Linked DNA regions of Homo sapiens: region 2 is linked to region 1. A link is a contact called in ENCODE Hi-C or POLR2A ChIA-PET data. All regions are on one chromosome and are shown on one strand. Each heading gives the region's core, a stretch centred on a gene start or an enhancer-like site at or near the end of the contact. The rest is flanking DNA. Distances are from core to core; before and after follow the strand shown. Region 1 holds the start of IMPDH2 (inosine monophosphate dehydrogenase 2). Region 2 has its middle 15 kb from the start of NICN1.

Region 1 (3,168 bases), core at 304-2,803:
GCTTCAAGTAGGATAAGGATAGACTCACATGAGTCCATGAGAGCCCTAGGCTGGTGCAGTCAGTGATGGATCACAGCTGGTTTGTGGGAAGGAGGGGCAGAGGGGAAGTAACCCAACATTTGGGGGATTTGCAGTAGTCCCAAAGGAGGACCAGGATGTAGTGTGTGGTGGCTGCATGGAATTCAGTAGCTGTGCCACAATAACTTGGGGCCTTACTGTTTGCAGACAGCATCTGTCTGGGAAGTTCAGGGTGGGAGGGTTGAAGTTATATTGGTGGTACCCAACTTTTATCCGCATATTCTTCAGCCCCCAGAGTGTGAAAGGCCGGAATGACACCTTTTACCTGACACCTGAGCCAGTGGTGGCCCCCAACAGCCCAATCTGGTACTCAGTCCAGCCTATCAGCAGAGAGCAGATGGGACAAATGCTGACGCGGATCCTGGTGATAAGAGAAATTCAGGAGGCCATCGCAGTGGCCAATGCAAGCACTATGCACTGAGATGCCTTGGCCATGGCACAAGAGAAACCAGCCAGGAAAAACCAGACAGACTTTCACACTAAAGAAGAGGCCTCCATTTTTTTTTTTCTTTTTTTTATTGGTGTAGTTACGAAGCCTTTCAGGCTGCTTCTGTTTAAAATATAAAAGAAAACTTTGCCCCCTTTGCATCTTCATAAACCTGCTGCGGCAGACTCCTCAGCCGATGGTGGCTCTGGGTTTCCTTGAGTGTCATATGTCCTAGAAAGTTGCTGGCTGACTCTTTTTTGTCTGGGGCCTGGGGAAAGGGCTTGGACTGTGAAAAGAAATGTGGCCCCTTTCCATCTTCAAGAGAGATGGAATTAATGATGGATGGACCCTGGAGGGAATCTCCCCAGCCGACTTCCACTGGGCTGACAGACTTTGCTGACCACAGGGGAACGATGTTCTTTTCTTTCTTCATGATCAGACATAAACTTAGCATCTTAATGGAAGAAAAATGAGGGGAACTTCAATTATGATTTATTAAAGACAATTTCTATTACACCCTCCTTTATGACAAGTGACATTTTAGATGTAAAAGTAAAAACTTTACCATGCCTTTTTTTTTTTTGTTGGCCTAACATTGAGGCCTTAAAACCTGAGGCTCCTGTGCCTGATGGAATTCTTGTAACATACACTTGTGTATCATATAAAGATACCACTCTGTTTCTCTTATGTATTCTTACTCTAGTTGTTTATTAAGAATGACAAGCACGTCTTTTCAACATGTTAGTGAACAACGTCTCTTTATTTTGGGGAGGAGCCCGGCGGGACAGTAGAAGTAAACCCTTGCCTGTTAATTGAACTGGCCGAGGTCCTGCGGGGAGTGTGGGGTGGGACGTGAAGTGGCAGCTCCTCAGTGACAAGGCCACTATGTGCTATACGCATGCGCTGTTTCTTCAGCGCCAGCTCCGCCCCCGCCGCAGCGAGGCGGGTAGGTTCCGCCCGCGCGCACTACGCCCTGACGTCAGCGTCGCGCGCAGCGCAGTGACGAAATCGGCTGGTTTATATTGGCGCGGCCCAGACGGCAGAGGTCTCTGCGGCGCGGTCCTCGGAGACACGCGGCGGTGTCCTGTGTTGGCCATGGCCGACTACCTGATTAGTGGGGGCACGTCCTACGTGCCAGACGACGGACTCACAGCACAGCAGCTCTTCAACTGCGGAGACGGCCTCACCTACAAGTGCGGGCCTATGGGGCTCACCTGGGCGAAGAGAGGGGCGGCACCCTGGGGAAAAGGCCAGATGGGGGCTTCCGAGAGCCGCCTTGGGCGTGGGCGTGGGGGACAGGTTTCGGGAATTGGCCACCCACCTCCGGGGCTCACTTTGAGACATCTGGAGCGGTGCTTGGGGTACGGAGAAGCATCTCAGTAGTGCTTGGAATCTCAGGCCGGAGATTCCATGCTCCAGACACATGGAATTGTCAGGGTGCCAGGAGCACTGATGACAGCTCGGTGGCAGAAAAGGTCCCCTGTACCCATTTCCACCTTGTGCTGTGCCTGTGACACACAGACTCTGTCAGTGCCACTCTCTGCTCACATGCGTTACGGGTTGATTGGTACATGGGGATGGAGTCTCATGCTGCCCTAAGCTGAGAGCTTTACTCCCAATTCACTCCCTTCCCTCGCAGTGACTTTCTCATTCTCCCTGGGTACATCGACTTCACTGCAGACCAGGTGGTGAGTATGATCAGGAATTGGGTCCTGAACATCAAGGTGAGCTAAGGTGCTACTATCACCTGGTCTCTGGGCTAACTCACCAGATTGGGCTTGGGGGTGGATTTTATAGGATCATGTTGCTTGTTAGCATGCAGGTCATACAAAAGTGCCTTTTTGTGGGGGACTCAGTAACACCTTGAGGTGTAAGGGATGCTTTCCCACACTGGTTGACGTTTGTCTCCTCAGGACCTGACTTCTGCTCTGACCAAGAAAATCACTCTTAAGACCCCACTGGTTTCCTCTCCCATGGACACAGTCACAGAGGCTGGGATGGCCATAGCAATGGCGGTGAGCCCCATGGGGTGTGGGGGAAGGAGCAAGGACTCCATCGCCTTTCCCCAAAGGCATTCAGTCCTGCTTCTTGTCACTTAGTAGTAGTCTCTTTTTATCCTGTAGCTTACAGGCGGTATTGGCTTCATCCACCACAACTGTACACCTGAATTCCAGGCCAATGAAGTTCGGAAAGTGAAGGTCAGAAGGGCAACGATCATTAGCAAGCGCTCCTGGGAATTGCACTGAGGTGGGGTGGGGTGGGAGTAGGGGTTTATTCTAATTTAGTATTCTTTCTTCCCACCATGGGGTTCAGTTACTGAGAAGACCCTGAGATTCTGTTTCTTAAAGCAGCAGCAATAGACCAGGTGTACAGTGCCTCCAGCCTACCCATGTCTCTAAGATGTGTTGGTGTGATTTGGTCTTGTGGCACTGCCAAAGGGATCGATAAGCAGAGACCCCATGCTTCAGATCAAGAGCCTGATGAAAGTAGTTCAAAGATGCGATGCCCTTTCTCACCATCCCTTTCCAGAAATATGAACAGGGATTCATCACAGACCCTGTGGTCCTCAGCCCCAAGGATCGCGTGCGGGATGTTTTTGAGGCCAAGGCCCGGCATGGTTTCTGCGGTATCCCAATCACAGACACAGGCCGGATGGGGAGCCG
Region 2 (3,168 bases), core at 283-2,782, 410 kb before region 1:
CCTCATTCTATTTTATAGAATGAAGTGTTGCCTGATTGTGGAATCATAGATAAAAGCCAGTTAAGATCCTTAAACTAGCTGGGCACTGTGGCGTGCACCTGTAGTCTCAGCTACTCAGAAAGCTGAGATGGGAGAGTCACCTGAGCCCAGGAGTTCAAGGCTTCAGTGAGCCACTCCACTGCATTCCAGCCTGAGCGACAGAGATTCTATCTCAGAAAAAAAAAAAAAAAAGAAAGAAAAGAAAAAAGGAAAAAAAAGGAGATCCTTGCTGGGCACAGTGGCTCACGCCTGTAATCCCAACACTTTGGGAGTCCAAGACAGGTGGGTCACCTGAAGTCAGGAGTTCAAGACCAGCCTGGCCAACATGGTGAAACCCTGATTCTACTAAAAATACAAAAATTAGCCAGGTGTGGTGGCGGGTGCCTGTAATCCCAGCTACTCAGGAGGCTGTGGCAGGAGAATCATTTGAACCTGGGAGGTAGAGGTTGCAGTGACCTGAGACTGCGCCATTCCACTCCAATCTGGGCAACAAGAGCAAAATTCCATCTCAAAAAAAAAAAAAAAGCGATCCTTAAACTAAATTTGTTGTGATTTTGTTTTTGACAAGATTGGAAGATGGATTAAAAGAGACAAGATCCAGCTATATGCTGCCCCCAAGAGTCTTACTTTAAATATAAGGACACTTTGGGAAGTTGAGGTGGGCAGATTGCTTGAGCTCAGGGTTTCGAGACCAGCCTTGGCAACACCATGAAACCCAGTCTCTACAAAAAATACAAAAACTAGCTGGGTAGGGTGGCCTATGCTTGTAGTCCCAGCTATTCAGGAGGCTGAAGTGGGAGGATGGCTGAGATAGGCCACTGCACTCCAGCCTGGGCAACAGAGCCAGACCTTGTCTCAAAGAAAGAATGAATGAATGAATGAATGGCCGGGCGTGGTGGCTCACACCTGTAACCCCAGCTCTTAGGTAGGCAGAGGCAGGAGAATAGCTTGAGCCCAGGAGTTCCAGACCTGCCTGGGCAATATAGCGAGACCCCATTCTCCACCAAAAAAAAAAAAAAGACAATAAATAAATAAATGAACACAAAGAAATTATAAGAAATGGCCAGGCCCAGTGGCTCACGCCTGGCACTTTCAAAATCCTAGCACTTTGAGAGGCTGAGGCGGGCAGATCACATGAGGTCAGGAGTTCGAGACCAGCCTGGACAACATGGGGAAACCCCGTCTCTACTAAAAATACTAAAAATTAGCCAGGCGTGGTGGTGGGCGCCTGTGATCCCAGCTACTTGGGAGGCTGAGGCAGGAGAAGTGCTTGATCCCAGGAGGTGGAGGTTATAGTGAGCCGAGATCATGCCACTGCACTCCAGCCTGGGGAACAGAGCGAGACTCTGTCTCAAAGAAAAAAAGAAAAAAAAGAAAAAAATTGTAAGAAAAAATAGCTCAGAGCAGTCTGAATTATGTGTGGTGTGCAGGCACAGAGAGACTTCCGGTATGAAACTTCAGTCATGCTCCCTCCCTCAAGCCCATGCCTGGGGGCAGTTGCTTAAGGTTATTTTGGGTCAGGCACAGTGACTCATGCCTGTAATTCCAGTGCTTTGGGAGACAGAGGCAGGAGGATCCCTTGAGGCCAGGAGTTTGAGACCAGCCTGAACAACATAGTGAGCTCCTGTCTTTACGAAAAAAAGTAAAGAAAAATATTCTTGCTGTAGCCTGAGCCTGCAGTCCTAGTGCTAGTCCCAAGAGGAGTGCTTGAGCCCAGGAGTTTGAGGCTGCAGTGAGCTATGATTACACCACTACACTCCAGCCTAGGTGACAGAAGCAATAGCTTGTCTTGAAAAAAAAAGTCATTTTGTTCTTGACTGCCTCACCCATTATCTTCATGCTCCTGGAATTTGTGATATAAAGAAGCAATGGGGCCTGGGCAGGGTGGCTCACACTTGTAATCCCAGCACTTTGGGAGACTGAGACTGGAGGATTGCTTGAGTCCAGGAGACCAGCCTGGGGAACATAGTGACACCCTGTCTCAATTAAAAAAAAGAAAAAAGAAACAATATATAAGCAATCAATGGCTTATGTTATTTTAATATAAGTTATTGGTAACAACTCAGGAATTGCTTCTTCTTTCCTTTAAAAATCCACCTGTACAGCCAGCATGGTGGCTCATGCCTATAATCCCAGCACTTTGGGAGGCCGAGGCAGGCAGATCACCTGAGGTCGGGAGTTCGAGACCGGTCTGACCAAAATGGAGAAACCCCATCTCTACTAAAAATACAAAATTAGCTGGGCGTGGTGGCACATGCCTATAATCCCAGCTATTCCAGGGGCTGAGGCAGGAGAATCGCTTGAACCTGGGAGGCAGAGGATACAGTGAACTGAGATCTCGCCATTGCACTCCAGCCTGGGCAACAAGAATGAAACTTCATTTAAAAAAAAAAAAAAAAAAAGACCAGGCTGGGCTCAGTGGCTCACGCCTGTAATCCCAGCACTTTGGGAGGCTGAGGCGGGTGGACCACGAGGTCAGGAATTCAAGACCAGCCTGGCCAAGATGGTGAAACCCAATCTCTACTAAAAATATAAAAATTAGCCAGGTGTGGTGGCAAGCGCCTGTAATGCCAGCTACTCGGGAGGCTAAGGTAGAGAATTGCTTAAACCCGGGAGGCAGAGGTTGCAGTGAGAAGACATTGCGCCACTGCACTCCAGCCTGGGCAACAGAGTGAGACTCAGTCTCAAAAACAAAACAAAACAACAACAAAAAATAAATGGCTGGGCACTGTGTCTCACACCTGTAATCCCTGCACTTTGGGAGGCCGAAGGGGGCGGGATGACGAGGTCAGGAAATCGAGACCATCCTGGCCAACATGGTGCAACCCCATCTTTACTAAAAATACAAAAATTAGCTGGGTATAGTGGTGCATGCCTGTAATCCCAGCTACTCAGGAGGCTGAGGCATGAGAATCACTTTAACCCAGGAGGTGGAGGTTGCAGTGAGCCAAGATCACACCACTGCACTCCGGCCTGGTGACAGAGCAAGACTCTGTCTCGGCCGGGTGTGGTGTCTTACACCTGTAATCCCAGCACTTTGGGAGGCTGAGGTGGGCGGATTATCTGAGGTCAAGAGTTCGAGACCAGCCTGGCCAACAAGCTGAAACCCCATCTCTACTAAAAATACAA

What was found. Hi-C counts contacts between places; a loop is a spot of excess contacts on that map. ChIA-PET counts read pairs that join two places held with the same protein, here RNA polymerase II (POLR2A). Pooled maps may share reads with other maps.
Region 2: a loop to region 1 is called in a map with no recorded cell type, with 3 times the contacts of the local background. The contact joins the enhancer-like site here to the promoter of IMPDH2 in region 1. A Hi-C loop is called at or near these places in 1 of 168 maps with a recorded cell type or tissue (chondrocyte), 1 of 37 single-sample maps with no recorded cell type and 11 of 50 pooled maps. POLR2A ChIA-PET finds 5 or more read pairs at or near these places in 9 of 52 experiments (A549, AG04450, B cell and 6 more).

Annotation. Positions count from the first base shown.
Region 1 is chr3:49,027,783-49,030,950 of GRCh38, reverse strand. It overlaps IMPDH2 (inosine monophosphate dehydrogenase 2), which reads left to right and starts at 1,553. Exons shown (of 14, transcript NM_000884.3): 1 at 1,553-1,698; 2 at 2,145-2,193; 3 at 2,419-2,520; 4 at 2,629-2,703; 5 at 3,035-3,168. The coding sequence starts at 1,601. It overlaps QRICH1 (glutamine rich 1), which reads left to right. Exons shown (of 10, transcript NM_198880.3): 10 at 307-1,244. The coding sequence ends at 499. RefSeq lists enhancers at 1,553-1,762, 1,216-1,817, 1,818-2,420.
Region 2 is chr3:49,442,560-49,445,727 of GRCh38, reverse strand. No RefSeq gene overlaps it. Among named protein-coding and RNA genes, the nearest start is that of NICN1, 15 kb to the right of the region's middle. RefSeq lists an enhancer at 1,231-1,580. Within about 2 kb of position 1,532, at least 19 of the 41 ENCODE cell types and tissues checked have a DNase peak (open chromatin) inside an H3K27ac peak, as active enhancers do; they include B cell, where a contact is called at or near this core.